Linked DNA regions of Mus musculus: region 2 is linked to region 1. A link is a loop called in an ENCODE intact Hi-C map of the cell type or tissue named here. Cell type or tissue: gastrocnemius. All regions are shown on one strand.

Region 1 (8,000 bases):
AGATTATATTCTGGTAGTCGTACAGGCGTCACCACTGAATACAGAGTATATGCAGCCTCTAGCTTAAACCTTAGTTTTTCTGGATTTTACCCTTGCATTAATCCAGGGAATAGGGTTACTTAAAAACCCTTTCCACGGAATAAAAGACTACCTGAAGCTGTTTGGCCTATACCTGTAGCAGTAAATTAGTTAAACCGCTTTGGCCTCCTGCTGGACACACACACACACACACACACACACACAAGCTCTCTGGATTCGTGAATGATATGCCAGCTAATTTCGACTAGCCTTGACTAGCTCAGTGGCTGGGCATTTCTAATCCTCCCTGCGGCTAGCATATATTCTCCCCTCCAACTTTCCTGAGTCACTTGTTAAATCAACATTTCATCTCTGCTACCCCAGGCCCAATCAGGAGTGGCTGCTACAGCCATTTTCCTGAAATCTTACTTGACTGGTTGCTTTCTTTCTGCAGCTCTTACATCTGATCTTTCTCCCTCTGGGTCATGGTGATTCTCCAAAATCTAAAAGGCCACCTCTGTCTTTCTGCCCACAGAAATTCTGTTTGTTTGTTTGTTTGTTTTTTGAGACAGGGTTTCTCTGTATAGTCCTGGCTGTCCTGGAACTCACTTTGTAGACCAGGCTGGCCTCGAACTCAGAAATCTGCCTGCCTCTGCCTCCGGAGTGCTGGGATTAAAGGCGTGTGCCACCATGCCCCACTTCAGCAATTCTTTATTAGCAATGGAAGCCAACCAGGAGCAGGAACCCTCAGGTCTGGGAGCACAGCTTTTTGAAAGCCTAAATAAGACAAAGCATTAGCACCAATCCCCAACATAAATAAACCTTACCAAGTCTTACTTGTGTCTCTAATTGTACTCAAGCTACAAGGTCTAGCATTATGGATTCATCTGCTTAGAGTTGAAAGATAGCTCCATTCCTAAAAACTCCAAGGGCCTACTCTTTTCAGCCTCTTGAAGATGGATCCCTATCCCATGGAGATCCAGGAGAAATCCACTTTCAAACATTATTAATTTTCTACTTCGCTGTGAAGAAATACCAGAGAAAAGCAACTTAAGGAAGGAAACATGTATTGTGGCTCAGAATTTGAGGATCCAGCCCATCATGATCAGGACGTTATGGCAACAGGAGAGTGAGGCAGCTACTCACTCATATTAATTATATCCACAGTCATGAAGCAAAGACAGATGAATGCTGGTGTTCGGCTGACTTCTTCCTTCCTACCTAAGACTACAGCCTAGGGGATGGAGCTGCCCACATTCAAGGAGGGTCTACCCTGAAAACACCCTCCTAGTCATACCCAGGAGTGTATTTCTGTGTGATTCTAAGCCCCATCCAGCTGAAAATGAAGATTTACCATCGCAAGCACCTATAGACCCTAACAGGCAGCCAAGGTCTTCCTTTCTCCCTCACCTTCCTCAGTTTTGTGGTTTAATTTTGTAAGCTCTCTTCTCTTGAGATGCAGAAAGCCTTAGGAGCCAATCACTAGGAGCAAATCAATTAGGCTGTCTTTTGTTCTTGTTGTTTGTTTGAGACAGGGTTTCTCTGTGTATCCCTGGCTGTCCTGGAATTCACTGTAGACCAGGCTGGCCTCGAACTCAGAAACTTCGCCTGCCTCTTGCCTCCCAAGTACTGGGATTAAAGACATGCGCCACCACACCCGCCAGCTCTCTTCTCTTATTCCATCCACATTCTATGTGATCCAACCCACTCTAGGAAATTCATTCACTTCAGACTATTTCTAGACTGAAGTCACTACTTATCTGTAGTTATGGCCCCTCGTTATGCCCTTACTCTTGCTATTATACTGAGGATGGGGCTTTCCTCCGTCTTCACAGTTAATATCGTCACAAATCTTACCTGCATCCGGAAATCACATTACAGTGTTCTATAATGAGGAGAGCTTGGGGGGCCGCTTCTAAAAACTTTACAAGAAACATTGGGCCAGGACACGGAAGTAGGCTCCAGGCAAGAATTTGACTTTAGGTTAAGACCAGGAAATAGTCTCAGATAAGAATATTAACATTGGGCTAATACAAAGCTCAAGGTAACCTCAGCAGAAGAATGTGGCATTTCTGTTATCTTGGACATTCAGATAAGCCACTGGAAACATTGATCAAGGGACTTTGTTTATTGTCTTGTTTGTCCCTTGACTATTTGTGTTTATTGCCTTGTTTGTTCCTTAACCTAGAACTGACCATATTATTTGCACGTGCTTAAAATGGTATAAAAGCAGACTGGGCAAAATTAAACCTGCTTCAGCCTCAGAACAGGCTGGGTCATGCTACAGTGTTGTCTAGTGGTCATATTTGCGTTTTGATCCTCGTTCCCTCCCCGGAGAATCCGTCGACTGACTGAGCTGGCTTGGTCATTATAAGATGGTCATTTCTGTTCCAGAGTTTTGTTTTGCCCTCAGGGAAAATTGCCCTGGCTCCATGGTAGCCTTCCCTGCCTCCCTTAGGCATTGGAATCCCAAGGTAGCAGCCATTAGTTTTACCTACTGTGCTCTAGGATGCCTGGATTAGTACTGAGTCTAGACCTCTTCTCTGAACTGCCAGGTCCTGGGCTAACCCCAGACTTGAATTTGAGAGATTAAAACAGTTTTTCAGTAAATCATAATAATGTCTAAGCAATAGATGTAATACCTGATTCCTTCCGACTTAGGAGCGTTGGCAGATTATTGTCACTCATACCCTGTGATTGACAGCCAGGAATTCTGTAACTTCAAGTCTCGTTCTTCTTACAGACCAGTCATTGTGCTGAGCAGAATGTTTTAAGGCTAATGGAGTCAAGCTGGAGAGATGGCTCAGGGGCTAAGAGCACTGGCTGCTCTTCCAAAGGCCCTGAGTTCGATTCCCAGCAACCGCTTGGTGGTGAATAACCATCTATAATGAGATCTGGTGCCCTTCTCTAGCCTGCAGTCATATATGCTCTATACCTAATAAATAAATCTTTAAAAAAAAAAGGTTAATGGGGTCAGGAGCAGAGACAAGAAGGCAAGTTTACAAATACCTATGCAAGCTTGCCACAGCAAGGGCCAGAGCATGCTGATTCCTGAGAGCTGGCAGACCCTGGTTTCATCTGCTACTTACCTTTAGTTCTATATCTTTTTTTAAAGATTTATTTATTTATTTAATGTATATGTGCACACTGTAGCTGTCTTCAGACACACCAGAAGAGGGCATCAGATCCCATTACAGATGGTTGTGAGCCACCATGTGGTTGTTGGGAATTGAACTCAGGACCTCTGGAAGAGCAGTCAGTGCTCTTAACCGCTCAGCCGTCTCTCCAGCCCCTGGTTCTATATCTTTTACCCAAAAGTTTCAGTGGCCAGTAAGATGATTATTCTCACTTGTCAACCTGGTGGATCTATAATCACTTGGGAGACAGGCCATGAGGAGGCCTGTGGGAGATTATATTGATGAGGTTAACTGAGGTGGAAGTATTGTGAGCAGCTCCATTCTCTAGGCTGGACTCCCAGACTGTATAAAAAGGATAAAGTGAGCCAGGTGTGATGGCACATACATTTCATGCATTTAATCCCAGCACCAAAGAGACAGAGGCAGACAGATCTCTGTGATTCTGAGGACAGCATGGTCTACATAGTGAGTTCTAGGACAGCCAGGAATATATAGAGAGAGGCACTCTGACTCAAAACAAGCAAACAACAACAACAAAGTGAGCAGGACACACTCATTATTTCCTGCTTTCTGACTGTGGACATGATCTGACCAGCCGCCTCAGACTCTGCCTCATTCATTGTCTTGCTGGCCATGATGGGGCTGACACTGTGAGCCAACCAAAGTCCTTCCTTCCTTCCTTCCTTCCTTCCTTCCTTCCTTCCTTCCTTCCTTCCTTCCTTCCTTAAGTGGCTTTTGTCACGCTATTTTATCTCAGCAACGGGGACAGTAACTAATGGGGACAGTAGCTGGTAAGCGAGAAAAGGAAGGGACTCTGCTCTGTAAAGTGTTGTTGGCAGGGCACCTGGCCACTATGCGTGAGATCCTGAGTTTCACTGCAAAAGGAAGAGAAAAAAACCCTCCAATAGTGTTTTGAATGGAATGACTATTTCTGAGCGCGCTTCTCCTGCTTGAACTTTTGTCCCCCTCTGTTTTCCTTGGTTTGGCTTCTACACACAGGGCAGCAGCTGTTCTGAACTAAGAACAGGTGTGGGTCCTTAAATGAATTCCTCCTCTAATGGGCATCACAATAGTCCCGAGTGTCCCAAGTGCAGCTGGCATGCCAAACATGTGTGGCTATGTTTATTCTCCCGAAATAAATATTTATAGAACCCACTATGTGCCAGCAGCATCAAGGAAGACTTTGTTCTTCTACCTTCCCAGGTTTCATGGACCCAAAGCAAGACAGGCTGGGTAAAACACACCTGCTAAGAGAAGCCAACTAAAAAATCCTGTTTATCCAGAACACTCTTGCCCCAAGGAAGGAGGGAGGGAAACCTGAGGAGGCCCTCCCAGCAGAAGGGCTCAGACCAGCGGAGGGCAGTGCTGTGCAGTAGATCCAAGCCAAGTACTGGCTCAGAATCAGCCCTTCCTGAGGAGACCAGACTCCAAGCTGCAGGAACTCAGCTTAGCTGGAAGGTGTCTGCCATTTGCTTAAAACCCAGGGACTATTGAGTGTGGGTCCTTGGAGATCAGTCTTGAGTGCTTCCCGGGAACCTTTGGGGACACAGACATTCAGATGCTGTGCTGTCTCCACACTTTACCTTCTTAGACACCCAAACAATCCTGACACTTCTTTTCACCAGAAAAGCTTGGCCAGGAATTTCCAATCCAGTGTTACTTATTGAGCTCCTGGGTGCCTCTTCCTGGGTCTGCCAACCAAGTGGATGAGCTTCAGAGAGTCCAGAGAAGCACACGAGATGTTTACACGCTAATAAGAGAGCACAGGTAGGTGAGGAGGTCGGTCAAATTTACCTGGAAATGGAAATGTGCACTGATGGAGCCCTTCCACAAGGGGGCACACAACACTCAGGGTTCCACAGAAGTCTTCCGGCCCCTGCCTGACCAGGTAACTCAGTCAGGACAAGACAACCTAACCTATCAGTGTATACTCAAAATATGTCCAAAGGGTTGGGAGAAGTGTGTGCTCTGGGACGCCACCAAGGCTAATCTCCAATGGCCCAAATTCAATAGTCCCTGGAATTTCTGTCTTTATTGGTTGTTTTTTTGTTGTGGTGGTGGTGGTAGTGGTGGGCTATTTGTATGTTTAGGTTTTTGGGTTTTGTTTGATTGTTTAGTTTTGTCTTTTTGGGACAAGTTTTGAAACTTGTGGCAATCCTCCTGTCTCTGCCCTCTGAGTGCTAGGATACCTACCATGATTTTACTTATTTTTATTTTCTAGTACATGAGTAGGTAATTGCTCTATTCCTGAACTATCCTGTCAGCCAGGTCCATCGCTCAGAATCCCTGTCCTGCTGCCTCAAGATCGTATTGGGACTGGGGCAGGGCAACAAGGGCAGGCAGTGCAAGAGCCTGCCGGGCATCCAAGCCCAGGTGCTGGGACGCAGCCTGGGAGTCGACTCAGCCCCACCTCTAAGACACCCGGTGCACCTCTGAGGTCCTGGAGGTGGCCTCCAGCTCTCCTGTGCCCTGCCTCAAGGATGCTGATGTTTTTGTGATTTGAACCACTAATAATCCATTAAGTGAAACAGATTTCAAACAGAACAAACACACCCCAAAAACAACAGGAGAAAAGCCTTGGGGTGTTTGGGTTTGTCTTGTTTGGGAGGGGAGAGGGATATAGGTGTTGGTGCTTTCCCAAGGGTGTTGAGCACAAAGAGTGCCCTGACTGAACCTCGGACACCAGCAAAGCCACCCTTAGGGCCACCTCCTTTGGTACAAGCTGCCGGTGCTGGAGACCAGAGGTCGAAGGCAAAGCACTGAGATTCCCGAGGCTCAGCCCGTAGGTTTCATCTGCATCTTATTAAAATGAAATTCAAATCCCAGTAGCTGGAAGAAAAGGTCGGGATTTGACCCAGTCGGTGACCTCCCCCTGTTCCTCCCTCTTCTTCCCTGGCCCAGGTCCCATCAGAGCCGGGCTCCAATTTCCCCTCTCCCTGGGTAGCCCCGCACTGCTCAGAAACTCCACAGAATGGCTCCATTGTAGGCCACACAAACCAAAATAGCCGCATTTCTGTCCTCTGCCTTAGGGAGCATCACTTAAAACCCCAAAGTCCCAGATGTGGACGACAATGGAAGTTGTTGTTGCAAATTAACTATCCTGAAAGTGGTGAGAGGCAGGTAGTCGGAAAGCAGCCAGTGGGGTGGGCTGGGCTGTGGGAGAGGGAACAATTACATAGTCACTCCATTAACCCAATTAGCAAACTCTGGCAGGGATTCCCTCGTCAACAAAGCAGCATGGTAAGGAAGGTGGGAACCGGGACAGGGTGGGGGTACTCTTGGAATGAAGGGGCTAAGAGTAAAACTTCAGTTACCTCTCCCGCTGACGAATGCTATTTCTATCAAATGGTAAATGTTCTGGGTTCTTTTTTTAAACCATGCCCCAGAGCACTGGATGAACAGTGTTCGCTTTAATTAATGAATCAGATGACATCTCCACTCAGCAGCAGGCTCCGCTCAGCTGTGGAAACCCTCTGGGTGGCCTAGAGAACGGGGACTGTGGAGTCCTGATTGCACACAGCTGTCAGCTCATTGGTCATCCAGTCCAAAAGGTCAGGGGACCCCTCCCCAGCATCCTCCTGGTTGCAAGAGCTTTCTTAGGTTTCGAGAAGGGGACCAGCATCGAAGAGTGTGACCGTAGTAATGTTTCTTCTGAGTCCTTTTGTACAGGCTGTGCCAAGGAGCTGGAATTTAGAGGGAAGGACAATGTACGTCGTATGAAATGGTCAATCAGGCTTTCTGATCCAAGCAGGGGTGAGCAAGGACACAGAGCAACAGGTGTCACTAGTGGGTGGGGGCGGGGTGGGGGTCCTGGGAATACCATGATGACCTCACATGCCTAGAATAACCCTCTGGTGAAGAGGCCTTGGAGAGGGCAGTGCGGGCTGGAGCTGTGCTGAGGAAGATCTTCCACCCGCCCGCTTCAAGCCGTGGTGCATGCGGCATGCGACATGGGATATGGGACTCGCCTAGCGGCATACTTAGCAGCATGGATTATGGGGCTGCAGCATGCAGAAAATACAGAGAAGGGTTGAGGTCTCTGGCCACTAGGTGCTCCGTGACTGTGGAGGAGCAGACGGAGAAGATAAGGGGGTGAGATGATGTTGGGCAGGGTCCTGTGTCAGTTTCCCCACTCAGCCTTGGGAGTCCTGCGTGCAGTTCCCTAGCCCTCTTCCTTCCTTGCCAACCTCTCCACCTGACTTCTCTCCTCGGCACTCCCTCCCCTTCCTCACACCACACAGGGCCCTCCAGCCCCCTGTGGGAGAGAAGAATAGCATGTGCAAAGCTCCGTGCTAAGATGTGACGTTCTGTGTTCCTCGGGTGTGACCAGGGCCAAGCATGGATGGGCTGTCTGTTCCTTTAATGTTGGAAGCTGCGCTACTCTTTTTTTTTTTTCCCGAGACAGGGTTTCTCTGTGTAGCCCTGGCTGTCCTGGAACTCACTTTGTAGACCAGGCTGGCCTCGAACTCAGAGATCCACCTGCCTCTGCCTCCCGAGTGCTGGGATTAAAGGCGTGCGCCACCACGCCCAGCGCTGCGCTACTCTTCAAACGGCGCCAGAGTGCAGAAGCTGAGAGGGAGGGCCAGCCCTTTATGGCTCGGTACCTCAGACACAGGCCCATGCAAACAGACAGTCCTGCTCTGTAAGTCTTCACCAGTGCCCAAGATGACAGTGCGCCAGAAAACCACCCCACGTGCAAAGTGTTAAGGGAAATAGTCTTCTTAGTCACCGACTGAGATTCTGCAGTCCTCGAGCTGTTGACTTGAATATAAGCACTGAGCTCTCCGGAGCTGTCGGAATGGATGGGTAAGGCTCATGAAACACATCTAGTTTTGCTCTTCATGG
Region 2 (8,000 bases), 390 kb after region 1:
CTAGAAGCAGTACTCCTGGGAGAAGGTGTAAAGGACTCAAGAAAAATTTCTATCAATCTAGTATCCCAAGTTGTACAAATATTAAGATACCCCAGGCAGGCAACACGTGGTGATCAAGACCAGAAGTGGAAGGCTGCTCCCATTCGATATGGCCGTGCAACTGAGTTAGGATGGAACTGGAACGATGTAAGTTTATCCTTTCCCACGTGACCTTATCTCTCACCGCTTCATGGCTTGTGTGTTGGAGCGGTTGGGTGGGTGTTGGTGTGTGTTCATGGCTGCATGTGAGTGGACAGGCTCCTATGCTTGCATGTGGAGGCCATGAGTCCATCCCAGGTCTTCTTCAGGAGCCATGTACCTTCACTTTTTAAACATCGGATATTTATTTATTTACATTTCAAATGTTACCCTCTTCCCAGTTTCCCCTCTGCAAACCTCTGACCCCTTCCCTTCCCCCTGCTTCTCTGAGGGTGCTCCCCCACCCACCCACTCCTGCCTCACTGCCCTAACATTTCTTTACCCGGGGACATCGAGCCATCACAGGACCAAGGGCCTCCCCTCCCACTGATGCCAGAGAAGGCCCCTTCAGCTCCTTCAGTCCTTCCCCTAATTCCTCCACTGGGCTCCCTGTGCTCAGTCCAATGGTTATCTGCAAGCATCCTCATCTGTCTTGGTCAGGATCTGGCAGAGCCTCTCAGGAGACAGCTGTGTCAGGCTCCTGTCAGCAAGCACTTGTGGCAGTAGCAATAGTGACTGGGTTTGGTGTCTGCATGTGGGATGGATCCCCAGGTGGGGCAGTCTCTGGATGGCCTTTCCTTCAGTATTTGTTTCACACTTTGTCCTTGTTTTTCCTCTAGACAGGAGCAATTCTGGGTTAAAATGTTGGAGATGGGTGGGTGGCCTTATCCCTCAACCAGGGGGGCCATGCCTAACCTCTGGATATGGTCTTGACAGGTTCTCCCTCCCCTGTGTGGGGTATTTCAGCTAATGTCATCCCCATGGGGTCCTGGAAGGCTCTTGCTTTCCTGGTATCTGGGACTTTTCTGGTTGCTACCCCCAGTTCCCCATTCCCCATTGATACACACCCTGATAAATTTCCTGACCCTCCTCCATCTCCTCCCATACCTGATTCTTACCCTCTTTTTCCCCTCCCCCTCTTCTCTTCCTCCCAAGTCCCTCCCACCTTCTACTTCCCTTGATTATTTTGCTCCCCTTTCTAAGCATCCACTCTTTGGTCTTCCATCTTCTTGAGCTTCATGTGGTCCGTGAGTTGTACTGTGGGTATTCCATGCTCTTTGCCTAATACCCACTTATCAGTGAATACATACCATGTGTGTGCTTTTGTGACTGAGTTACCTCACTCAGGATGATATTTTCTAGATCCATCTATTTGCCTGTGAGTTTCATGAAGTCATTGTTTTTCATAGCTGAGTAGTATTCCATTGTGCAAATGTACCACATTGTCTGTATCCATTCCTCTGTGGAGGGACATCTAGATTGTTTCATAACTTCTGTTAGTTTCACTGTGGCTGTTTAATTTCTGTTTTCATGATCTGTCCACTGGTGAGAGTGGGGCATTGAAGTCTTCCACTATTATTGTGTAAGGTGTAATGTGTGCTTTGAGCTCTAGTAAAGTTTCATTTATGAATGTGGGTGGCCTTGCATTTGGAGCATAGATGTTCAGAATTGAGAGTTCATCTTGGTACTTTTTTCCTCTGATGAGTCCTCTTCCTTATCTTTTTTTTTTTGATAACGCTTGGTAGAAACGTTATCAAAATATTGATTTTATTCAATATTAGAATGGCTACTCCAGCTTGTTTCTTGTTCCTTGGAAAATTGTTTTCCAGCCTTTTACTCTGAGGCAGTGTCTGTCTTTGTCACTGAGATGCACTTCTTGTATGCAGCAAAATGCTGTGTCCTGTTTACATATCCAGTCTGTTAGTGTATGTCTTTTTTTTGGGAATTGAGTCCATTGATGTTAAGAGATATTAAGGAAAAGTGATTGTTACTTCCTGTTATTTTTGTTGTTAGAGGTGGAATTATGTTTGTGTGGCTATCTTCTTTTGGGTTTGTTGAAAGATTACTTTCTTGGTTTTTTTTCCCCCCTAGGGTGTAGTTTCCTTCATTGTGTTGGCATTTTCTATATATTATCCTTTTAGGGCTGGATTTGTGGAGAGAGATTGTACAAATTTGGTTTTGTTATGGAATATATTGGTTTCTCCATCTATGGAAATTGAGAGTTTTGTCTGAATTGGCATTTGTGTTCTCTTAGGGTCTGTATGACATCTGCCCAGGATCTTCTGGCTTTCATAGAAGAGAAGAAGTCTGGTGCAATTCTGATAGGTCTGCCTTTATGTTACTTGACCTTTTTCCCTTAAACAGTCTTCTTTTGTTTAGTGCATTTGGTGTTTTGGTTATTATGTGACGAGGGGAATTTCTTTTCTGGACGAATCTATTTGAAGTTTTGTAGCCTTCTTTCTTGTATGTTTATGGGCATCTCTTTCTTTAGGTTAGGGAAGTTTTCTTCTATAATTTTGTTGAAGATATTGACTGTTCCTTTAAGTTGGGAATCTTCACTCTCTTCTATTCCTATTATCCTTAGGTTTCTTCTTCTCATTGTGTCCTGGATTTCCTGGATGTTTTGGGTTAGGAGCTTTTTGCATTTTGCATTTTCTTTGACTGTTGTGTCAATGTTTTCTATGGTATCTTCTGCATCTCAGATTCTCTCTTCTATCTCTTGTATTCTGTTGGTGATGCTTGGGTTTATGACTCCTGATCTCTTTCCTAGGTTTTCTATCTCCAGGGTTGTCTCCCTTTGTGATTTCTTTATTGTTTCTATTTCCATATTTTAGATCCTGGATGATTTTGTTCAATTCCTTTACCTGTTTGTTTGTGTTTTCCTGTAATTCTTTAGGGGATTTTTTATGTTTCTTCTTTAAGGGCTTCTACCTGTTTACCTGTATTCTCTTGTATTCCTTCAAAGGAGTTATTTATGTCCTTCTTAAAGTCCTCTATCATCATCATGAGATGTGATTTTTCAATTAGAGTATTGCTTTTCTCTGTGTTAGGGTATCCAGGGCTTGCTGTGCTGGGTGAGCTGGGTTCTGATGATGCCAATTAGCCTTGGTTTCTCTTGCTTATGTTCTTGCCCTTGTTTCTAGCCATCTGGTTATCTCTGGTGTTAGCTGGTCCTGCTGACTCTGTGGCTTATCCTTCCTGTAAACCTGTATGTCAGTACTCCTTGGAGATCAGTTGTCTCTGGGAGGAATTTGAGTATGGAGAGCTGTGGCACAGGGTCAGCTCCAGGTTGCAGACAGAAACCAGAAGGATCCTGTCCCTGGCTGTTCCTTAGTTCCTATGACCTAATGGCTCTGGGAGGGTCCCTCTTGGGCCAGGAATTTTAGCAGAAGTGGTGATCTCACCTGTGCTCTCAGGTGTGTGAGCACTCTAGGGAGACCAGCTCTCTTCTGACAGGATGTGTGTATGGAGAGCTGTGGCACAGGGTCAGCTCCAGGCACAGACGGACTCCACTTCATTTTTGAGACAGGTTCTTTTACTGGGAACTGGCAATTGCTGATCTAGTCAGCAAGCCAGCGTTCAGTGTTTTACACAGGTGCTGGTGATCAAATTCTTTATGCTTCTGCAGCACACGGTTTAGTGACACAGCCATGGTCCAGTCTCAGCTTACTTATTTTATCTCTGAACAATATTCTACAGTACAAGTTATCACATGCTTGTTGTGGTTCATCTTGGTAACTTTTAGGCTTTGGCCATTATGAGTAAAGTCGTTTTATCATTCATGGGCAAGATTGTGTGTGGCTATAAAATTTCTAGTATAGAGGAGCATGCTTGCGGGATCATATATCCAGGCTATGTTTAGCTTTGTAAGACATTGCCAAGCCATCTCTCAAAAGTAACTGTGCCACGTGCATCCCTACCAACAGAAAGTTCTGGTGTCTGTCTCCCCCTGGCGATTGCTGCGACTGCTCCTTAGGATTCTGGTTCACTTCATGCTCAGGTGCTGCTATTACCACAGGTTGGTTTCCTCCATGTGAAAGGATTCTGAGGATGTTTTCTTGAGGTCCTGTGAAGCATCTGCTCATTTTCAACTGGGCTGTTGGCCCTTGTGACTTTCTTCAAGTAAGATTAGGTAGAATTATGAATAAAAACACTTGCATATATGTGTGTGTGTGTGTGTGTGTGTGTATTTTTTCCATTCTGACTCTGCCCTCTATCTATTTCCCAACTCTCCGGCATGCTGTTTAGCCTCTTCTGAGTCTAGAATCATAAGCTGAATAAGTCTAGGTAGCTTTATGTTTCCCAGACACAAATATTTTGCTATAGCCACTCAAAATGGACTAGAGTCTTTGTCTAGCCTTGGTATTGGTATTGCTAGACAGAAAGAGAAGTTGGAGATTAGTCCCTCTATTTTCTCAAAGAGTCTGTGAAATGTTGGAATAAACTCTTCCTTAAACAGTTGTTAGAATTCCCCAGTGAAGCTGTTGGACTTTGAGATTTTCTTGCGGGAAGTTTCAGAATTTTTAGCTAGATTCCTTTATTTGTGACCTTAGAACCACTAAGACTTTCAAGTTCTTCAATTTTTCTTAGTGTCTGTGAGAATTCTCAACTTGGCAAGACCTAGAATCGTCTGGGAGACAGGCCTCTGGGCAAGCTTGTGAGGGAATTCTCTTGGTTACATGAATTGATAAAGAAAACTCATCTGGCTGAGATTCTGGCCTGTGTGTGGAGAAAGGAAACGGAGCGGTGAGCATCACCCTCTTCTTCTGAGTGTGGATGTCCTGTGACCTGCTGCTTCAGGCTCCTGCTGCCTTGAAATCCCTGCTGGGATGAGGATGAACTGTCTCTGCACTGCAAGCCCTCTAAGTAGGAAAACTCCCGTTCCTGTAAACGATCTAACTGACTATTTGCGGAGGACCCCTTACCGCTGTAACGGCAGGACTGACCTGACTACTGGTTTTAATAACACGAGTCTCACCTCACGGCACTGAGACTCTGAAGATTTTCTTGATCCTCTAGAGAACCAACTTTCAGGTTTATTAAAATCCTCACTTGTTTTTCTGTTGCTTCTTTTCTACTCCATTAAACATCATCATCATCGTTATTATTACTTGCCTTGGGTTTGATTACCTTTTGTTTTTGTAGTTTCCTTTTTGTAGTCTAGGCTATTGGTTTGAAGTTTCTTCTTCTTAAGTATAAGCATTTAGACGTATAGATTTCCTATGGATATTCCTTTAGACATTTATTGTAATTGCTTTCTTTTTTCCAAGGTATTTTCTAATTTGCCGATTTTCAAAATTTATCAGATCTACAGTCACCTTGGAGACAAATGCCAGGGCATGTGTGAGGATTTCTAGATCAGGCTAATTGATTTGAGAAGACCGACCATGGTGGGTGTCACCAACCCTCAGGCTAGAGTCCCAGGCCACACAGATGGAAAGCCTCATGCAATGCCACGCTTAGAAGGGACACAATGTCAAGACAACAGCTGAGTGGGGGACAGATTTACTTTTTACTGTGTTACAGATAACATGTTCATGTGCCAATTTTTTTTTCTACTTTCTCATTGCAAACTTTCCTTTTAATTTTGTCATTAATGTCTTTTTAAGAAAGATTGGTTAAGTAAAAATCTAGTTGTTCTGCATGAGAGATAAAGTCCTTTTAAAAAAAAGTTATAAATAAAATATAAATAAATGGTACCCATAAATAACAAATTAATGTGTTTATATAATTGGCTAAATATTATGGATTAAAATTGTTTTATTACATTTATTGTATGTGTGTGTTTATGCACATACACACATGAGTATAGAGGTTCACAGGAGTAAGTTTTCCTTCTCCCATGTGAGTCCTCAGATCACACGCACATTATATGCTTGCTGGATTAATAGTGTGGATTTTATTTAGCTTTTCAAAACCTTTTCTCTCTTCTAAGTCTTTGGAAGTTTAAATTAGCTGTCTCAAATTCTCTTAAGAGACAGATCTTTGTGCAATGGTTCTTATTTCTAAATCAATATCCAAGTTGATGTACTATTTTTGAAGTCAGGATCCACCTGTGTAGATAGCAGATTAACGCTAGGATGCACATGTGGTGGGGAGCACATCTGTTTTCGTCATATCAAGGGCCTTTCTCCAAACACATAACATGTCCATGTGCCAACTTTTTTTTTTGCAAACAATGAAGACTAAGATCCTGCTCTATGACTCTGTTATTATTATTATTATTAGGAATTTTCATAATTTACAGAAGAATACAGCTTCTGTATGCTGATTTTACTGGACTTTCTGAATTATCATTTTGCAACCTTAAAAACATTTGAATTACTTAAATTCCTACCAGTAACATGTGACTCCCTGACTGTCGAAGGGCTCTGGTAGTTCTTGTAATATGATCTATAGCTTCCTTGAAGAATACAACTGAATGAGACATCTGGCAAAAGAAATATAGCAAATAAACAAATTACAGGTGTAGAAAAGTCAGACGTGCACTAAGGTTTTACATATAAGGAAATGGGAATGGGAGCAACTCTTTTTAGTAGCATGACAACCTAGAGCCAGCTAACAGTTTCCATCAACATTTAGAGAAAACACATTTTTTTTTCATGAGACATCACTCATCCCTTGGCTAATATTCTGGTGAGCAGACTTGGGATTGAAGGAACAGGATGAAGAGCAGGGGAGTGGGTTCCAGGTTGCTCTTCTGTTGCTCCGAGTTGACATCAGATGGGGAGATGACACCCAGGAAATTGCTTGGGGTATCTGATTTGACAGGCACCTCTGTGTCTGAGTATCTCTGCTCATTACAGCAGTGAAAGAAGAAGAGAGCCACAGCCATCGTGTGTCTCTTACTCTGAACCCTGTTCATATGCTCTCTTGTATTCTTTTTTTTTTTTTTAATGGTTTTTCAAGACAGGGTTTCTTTGTATAGCCCTGGTTGTCCTGGAACTCACTTTGTAGACCAGACTGGCCTTGAACTCAGAAATCCACCTGCCTCTGCCTCCCAAGTGCTGGGAGCGCCTGGTGCTCTCTTGAATTCTTAACTCCTTTAACTCCATACAGTTCCCTACAGCCTGTCCTTGGAGTCAGATGCTACTGAGACAAAGAATAGCTAGGAGTGCAAAGAACGTACTTCCAATGTTTCCCCTTTGAAACCGGAGAAAATGTTCTCCCTTCCCCACCTCAGATATGCACACTTTAAAATTTGTGTTCTGTATTTATACATGTACACACATGTGGGCATATGCATGTTTAACATTCTTCAGGCTTTCATGGGATGTGTCTTTACCTCCAGAGATGATGAACTCAACTTCTGTTGGAATTTGGTAAGGATGCTCAAAAGTTCATTGTAGTTATCGGTGTTCTGGTAGACCCTTTTCCGGTGAGGCTTGTTTATATCCATGAAGTCCACAAATAGGACTGGCTTGTTCATCAGTCTCTCGTGACTCCAGTAAATCTATTGTGAAACAAGAATTCAATGAGTATTCAATCACTATTCCAATTCCATTGTCTTTACATTGAAATCCCATCTTTTACTAAGACCACAGTCTATCTGTCATAGAAGCTTCTGGTGGCGCAACCTCAGATTCAGGCTCGTAACCTATTTGTGTGTGTGTGTGTGTGTGTGTGTGTGTGTGTGTGTGTGTGCTTGTGTGTGTTCCTTTGAGCAGACACACTTGTAACCCCCTCCTCAAAATAGCATTAAAAAATGCTTCTAATAAAATACACCGTTACAAAGGAAGCCAAGAATATTGAGATAGAGTTGTGCCCATGAACTGTCCTCAGAGTTCAGAACTTGGGCAGAGGGTGCTGTGGTTGGAGTCCGGTGCCCTGCAGCTCCACTGGCAATCTGGGAGGATGACTCTCCCTCATTGGCTGTCAGCGACCACCCCAGGCTGTGGCTTTGCACAGCTGCCTTCCTCTTTGCATGCTTTTGGCTCTCTTTCATACCAAGGTGACAAACTCTCTCCTATTTGAGCCTCATC

What was found. Hi-C counts contacts between places; a loop is a spot of excess contacts. Peaks named below come from ENCODE experiments on the same cell type or tissue, not always from the same donor. Only the 100,000 strongest peaks of a DNase experiment are listed, where the experiment ranks them.
Region 2: it touches region 1 in a loop (4-fold over the local background); 11 of 42 quality-filtered maps call a loop at or near these places.

Annotation. Positions count from the first base shown.
Region 1 is chr1:182,112,408-182,120,407 of GRCm38, reverse strand. Gm39719 (a long non-coding RNA gene) reads right to left here. Exons shown (of 4, transcript XR_865804.2): 4 at 6,767-6,838. Gm33725 (a long non-coding RNA gene) reads left to right here. Exons shown (of 3, transcript XR_373761.4): 2 at 4,781-4,922. Among named protein-coding and RNA genes, the nearest start is that of Srp9, 8.3 kb to the left of the region's middle. In gastrocnemius, CTCF peaks have their summits at 4,501 (motif pointing right) and 4,991 (motif pointing right); DNase peaks (open chromatin) are centred at 4,532, 4,995 and 6,058; H3K4me3 peaks cover 204 bases; H3K27ac peaks cover 890 bases.
Region 2 is chr1:181,724,857-181,732,856 of GRCm38, reverse strand. Dnah14 (dynein, axonemal, heavy chain 14) reads right to left here. Exons shown (of 87, transcript NM_001377039.1): 54 at 7,304-7,471; 55 at 6,356-6,448. Among named protein-coding and RNA genes, the nearest start is that of Gm33612, 100 kb to the right of the region's middle. In gastrocnemius, a CTCF peak has its summit at 3,973; a DNase peak (open chromatin) is centred at 3,964.